Regions from separate parts of the Mus musculus genome. Here region 1 is linked to region 2. A link is a loop called in an ENCODE intact Hi-C map of the cell type or tissue named here. Cell type or tissue: left cerebral cortex. All regions are shown on one strand. Each heading gives the region's core, and the rest is flanking DNA. Links, peaks and the distances in the headings are about the cores only. Region 1 holds the start of Car2 (carbonic anhydrase 2). Region 2 has its middle 23 kb from the start of A930001A20Rik.

Region 1 (2,921 bases), core at 136-2,635, 62 kb after region 2:
AAGGCCAACACGAAAATTAGAGTCAATATACATCTATTTCTTAACATTGTCAGACAAGCGTTAGCAATTTTGAGATCTTTTCACTCAAATTCGGTGACTAATACTAGACAGAACTACTGAAAACAGAGTGGTCTGACTGGGGATATAAGCCCTCTTGTGACTGAGTTTGGAACATAGATTCTAAGGCATTATAACAGGTCTGAGAACCTCGTGCTGCCACACTAGGTGACAGTAAAGACCGTATAGACCAAAACTCAGGCTCAGGCCCCTCCTTTAGAACTATCTTTGCTGGGAAGTTCACACAACCACAAGCCAGTGCACCTTCTTTTCCCCTCAGATGGCGTCATATACCAAGGCCTTTGATCTGGAAGACGTCTAGGTATCTGCGATTGACCTTCTAACACTAGAAGTTGAAAGATGCATGGAAAACTCGCAATTAGACCCAAACGGGCTCCAGAAGATGCCACAACAAAGTGCGCTGGGAATCTTAGCCACAGTGCAGCAGATACAGACGTGAAGGGGACAAGTGTTTCCCCTTAACCTTTCTGCTACACACAAGTAAAATGTTAGTTACAACCCTTGCTCGATTCTGCCTAGGTTAGCCTTGGGTGACCGGCTGTGGTCCCGATAGGTATTGTCGTCGGGTGTTGCGTTGGGTTATCCCTCCCAACCCCTGTGCGCGGCCAAGCAAGTTTGAGATCAGATCCTAGAGAGCGCTCTGAGTCGGGCGCCAGGGACGTACCAGAGCGGAGACCCGGCATCCAAGCTGCGCTCCGGGATCTGCGGAGCGAGGCAGGTGCCTGAGCCGAGACCCGGAGCGCGCGGCCCGGAGCGCGCGGCCTCCCCACTCACCGTTGTGCTTGCTGTATCCCCAGTGGTGGGACATGGTCACGCCGGTGATTGGGGCAGAGCAGAAGTTGTCGTCCGTCTAGCGGTCCTGCAGTGTGTGTCGCGGGTCGCACCGTCCGGCTTTTATAGGCTCCCGCCAACTTGGTGCTCTGGGCGGCCCAGGGGAGGGACCGAGTGGACCTGAGCAAGGGGAGGAGACCGTGGAGGTGGCGGACGGAGGTGACAGGCAGAGGTGACAGGCGGAGGCCTCGGTGTTCGAGGGCCCCCGCACCTTGCTTGGGGCGGGGCGCCCTCCGGCTGCTCTCCGCTTCTGCGTCCGACCCGCTCTGCAGCAGCTGCGCGCTCTCCAGCTCGCCCCGGCGCTGCGCAGCCTCGCGGGCCGGCGCCCCTACTCCCCAGCCCCATTGTGAGCACCGACCTGGTCACCCGCCCGCACAGCGGGGCTCCGCTTCCCAGAGCTGGCGGGCCAGCCGGCCACCCGGCCGCGGCCCGCACGCACGCGGCTGCGGAGTTTGACCTTGGGCGGGGAGCGTCCTAGAGGCTCCGGGAGCGGGGATCCTGGAGCCGGGAGCGGGAAGCGGGGGGGCCCCCTGCTGCCGGGCTGCGGGAAGACGACCCGGCTTTGCCGCCAGGGCGCCCTCCAGCTTCCCGCTTGCTCCACAAATTAACCCTAGGCACCGAACTGTTGATGTAACATAACCAACAATTCTCAAAAATCGCTTTGCTTTTTGGAATTGGATTTTAAAAATGTCTTCCAAGGAGATGAGAACTTCCCCTTCCTGGCAAAGGAATTTGTATTTGACAAGCCGAAACCAACCCCCCCCCCCCAAAACAAAACAAAACAAAAAACACAAAACTTAAAAAATAGAAAAGAAAGGTAGCTGTATGGCTTCCCAGGGACCGTGGGTGTCCCGGGGACACACCTTTCAATGTTCTTTTTGTGTATTTTTATTTAAACATTTCTCTTCACCTAACACTTTTTTTCTTATTTGACTTTGAGAACAATTTTTTTGTATTGAATCTATTGTGGACCTGAGGCCATATTATTTAGAATTCAAATTGAGAAGGGTACAGTTTTTTTGTGTTTCTATGGAGGCACCTAGACATCACATTACCTATATATTAGAATCTATGTGTAAGTATAATGAAAAATATCTGACTACATTTTAAGTGTTCTCAGACTCATCATGTGCCTTTATTTCACCCAGTGCCACACAAAGATGATGCACATGTAGATCTCCTTGTTCTTATACTAAGACTCAGAAAATTATGGTCTTCTCTATACAAGACTCTTCAGGTTGATGTCAAAAGAAATTTTTGATGAAGAATGTTTTATAGGACCATTACAAAGTGCAATTCACAAATAGTCCCTTGCATCTGTGACACTAGAGATGCACAATTTGCTAGGGGTTTCCCATTTCCTGTTCCATTACTACCGTGCGTGGAATAAGAACAGATTTTGATGAAGTGCTTCTCAAGGCTTCAGACCCCACCAATTCTGGTTGCAGCTACGGGAATCCTCATCCTGTCTGGTACGTTTTAGTGGGAGCCAGGCTCCTGCTAGGGAGTCTCCTTGCCCACCTTTGGACAGTCAAGAGAGCATCAGGTATTATATCTCATATTCATTTTCTTTTCAAATTACAGAGGCTGTAGGCATTTTCTTTCTGTCAGGTCTTCATGATGGAGATGACTTCATAGTATCATGTGGATCAGTCACTGTCTAGCTCTGCTGTACTGGGGACATTCCTCCCAGGCAGTCATTCACTGGCTGCCAGATAGTAACACTGGGCTTGTAAAAATAAAACCAATGCTTATGTATTCATGTTTTTAGAGGGAAGAAATGTACTTCCTTCTAACCCAGGAGGTGGGGGAAATTTATGTATATATGTATGTATATTCATATGTACATATACATATTCATATGTACATATACACACATATATTCATATATATGGGTATATATAACATAATCAGAAAAAAAACATATAAAGTTACTAAGACATGTTCCAATTATGATAACAAAAAGTCTTTGAGATAAATCAGAACAAAATTTTAAAACAAAATGACAAAGC
Region 2 (2,921 bases), core at 314-2,813:
TGTATCAGAAACTGAGAAATCATAACACAGGTTTCATTTTTCTCAAGTCCCTTCATATCTCCAAGAGACAAGGACCGCTCAGATGTATTTGCATCAAGAAATGGAGAGTTGATCATTTCTGCTCTAATTAAATTTTTATATATTTTGATTATATTTCTTGCCCTCCTCTAACTCCTCCCAGGTTCTTCCCACATTGATTTCCACCCAGCTTTATGTTTTCTCTCTTTCCTTCAAAGACAAACAAACAAAAAGCAAAAAGCAAAATCAAATAAACAAAAGCAATAAAGACCAAAACAAACACGCAAAAGACCAAGGCCAATAATATTTGTAAAATTGACAAAATGAAACAAAAGTATACACACACACACACACACACACACACACACACACACACACACATGCTCATTTCATGTTAGACAACTACTGTTTGGAGTACAGATAACACACTCCATCGGAGAAAATTGATTTCCCTCTGCTGGCCAGCATCAATTGCAAGTAGCTTTTGGATTAAGGGTAGGACCCCATTTCCAAATCTTCCTCTTAGTGCTGAAAACATATTTGCTTCAGCCTGTGCAGAACTTGTGCATTGTGCCAGCCTCTGTGAGTTCATATACTCCTCAGTTCAGTTGTGTCTGGAGGTGTTGCTGTCTTGACATCATGGATCACCTCTGGCTCTTATAAGAAATCTTCTTCCTCTTATGCATAGATATCTGAACCTTGAAGGAAGGGTCTTGTTTAAGGCATCAGTAATGAGTGCTCCAAAATCTCTCTTTTTTTCTATAGATTGTTCAGTTGAGAGCCTCTAGATTAATTTTCATTTATTGGAAAAAAAAAGCTGAAGAATCTATAATTTAATGTGAAAGCATTCCTAGTAAAGAACTGGCTTTATTGCAGTACCAGAGTTATTATAACCTGCTATGCTCCTATAATTAAGCCTATGTCTAAATGCGTATATCATGACTTCTTATGCAATGTCATAAATTGTTTCTCTTGGTTTCGTTACTAATGTTGCAGTAACAGCACTTTAAAAAATTCCCTTCATTGTAAATAAACAATGTTCTTACTTTATAAAAGATTATTTGTTAGTTTGGAAAACAAACTACCTTTTTTATAATGTTAGAAATGTGTATTTTGATTTTAAATAAGTCTTTTGTGATGTACTTGTGTGTGAACTAGGAACTGTTGAGTTTAACAACTGAGTCTTATTTTAAAGAAGAGAAAGATGGGAGAGAATACAAAAAAGAAAGTCTATTATTGGGGAAGAACGTATTTTTCAACAAGCCATTAAGAAAAACCAGAAAAATAAAAAGACATTCTTGTGAACAACTAGAGGCAGTTGTGAGGCAGGCCAATTTCCCAATTGAAACTGCTCCAAATGGAAAGACACTCCAGCTAAGCTGAAGGCACTGGCACCTCTCCCAGTTGCCCTGGTTACTGAACCCTTCCTAATCTTAATGGTTTTATAATATCAAAGTCACATGAAAATAACACACACTTTCTTTGGAAATTAAGGTCTGTATGCATGGTGAAGGACAAGAACCTGCGGACAGATGTTTAGGTAATCAACTCAAAACGGTACTTGCTGTGACTGCTGTAACTTTTGCTACAGGTTCTCACACATCTCTGAATCACCAACATCTGATTCAATAGGTGTTGAACGTTACTTTGGACTCTTTATTTCAATAAGAAAATTTCTGGTCCATGAGTCATGGACCACCCTTCCTTGCATCCAATACTGATGTAGATGAATTACATATTCATGAGTCTTCTCTATTGTTTAGACTGTGAGTCATGTGAAGTCCTGCAAAGGGCAACAGGGAAGTTTTCCTCCTTGTGAATTGTCTTGACTGTTACCTGTGGCCACTTCTACGTTGACCAATTTTTCTACTTTTACTGCCATCAAACGAATCCAAGTTGGTTAAAAAATCTATTAGTTACAAGAGCTAATGGGAATATTATTGTCTGAACTATGTATGAAACCACCCAGTTAATATTTATAAAAGTTCAAAAGGTTATTACAGATTTCTAGGCTTGAGAAATGGCTTGTCATGAAGGATGTTATCCTTAGGGGGTAAAATGGGAAGCTCCCATCTACGTCACTAACTGTTAAGTAGAAGTTAGTAATCCTTCTATCATAGGCACACTACCCTTACTACCTCCAGAGTGCTACACAGAGGTCCGTCCTTTGAAGATATGAGCATCTGTTGCAATGGAAAAGATAACAGATTTCTCCCTCCTGGAGTTCGAGAACTCATGAGTCATCTCTCACCTTGCCATGGGACAAGAAAGAAAACCAGAAACAGAAATCCCTGAAGTCATAAGGACTTCTTTCAACTAAGTAAACCAAATGATCAACATTTTTGTTCCAAAGACAACAAAGCAAATATTCACTTGCATCACATTTTAGTTTTAAAAATTGGAATATTTTACTTTGATTTTTGCAAAATAATATAACTATTAAAAATGAGAAGAATATTAGAGTTGGATGTTCCTATAACCTCAGAGAATAATATTTATAATGAATCCACCAGGGAGGACTGGTCACTTTATATTACTATTGAATTATTATTCATTTAATATTGTATGGGTTATTAAAAATAAAAAGATACTACAAAATATTTTTGTTAACTATTTCAATGGTCATACAAGTGGTAATTTGTTTGAAAAAAAATTTAGGCCAAATAGTTTGAAGTACTTGCTGTGTATGGTCCAGAATGACAAGCACAAATTATATTGCTTTAAACCCTTAAGGACTATTTTTATTAAATAATCCCAAACTTTTTCAGAGATATCAAAATGTTTCAAGAATCATATATACAGCTTCCTGGTAGTGATAATAGTAAAAACATACATAAAGACCTACAGAAAAATGTTTCCTGGTCTTTTACCCCAGGTGTCTTAGTTAGAGTTTTACTGCTGAG

What was found. Peaks named below come from ENCODE experiments on the same cell type or tissue, not always from the same donor. Only the 100,000 strongest peaks of a DNase experiment are listed, where the experiment ranks them.
Region 1: a loop joins it to region 2, with 2.2 times the contacts of the local background. A loop is called at or near these places in 2 of 42 quality-filtered maps.

What each region holds. Positions count from the first base shown.
Region 1 is chr3:14,884,718-14,887,638 of GRCm38, reverse strand. Car2 (carbonic anhydrase 2) reads right to left here and starts at 1,351. Exons shown (of 7, transcript NM_009801.5): 1 at 853-1,351. The coding sequence starts at 886. In left cerebral cortex, for the core only: CTCF peaks have their summits at 849 and 1,466 (motif pointing left); DNase peaks (open chromatin) are centred at 947 and 1,411; H3K4me3 peaks cover 1,685 bases; H3K27ac peaks cover 1,828 bases.
Region 2 is chr3:14,947,088-14,950,008 of GRCm38, reverse strand. No RefSeq gene overlaps it. Among named protein-coding and RNA genes, the nearest start is that of A930001A20Rik, 23 kb to the left of the region's middle. In left cerebral cortex, for the core only: no CTCF peak of the experiment used is centred there; a DNase peak (open chromatin) is centred at 1,400; H3K27ac peaks cover 570 bases.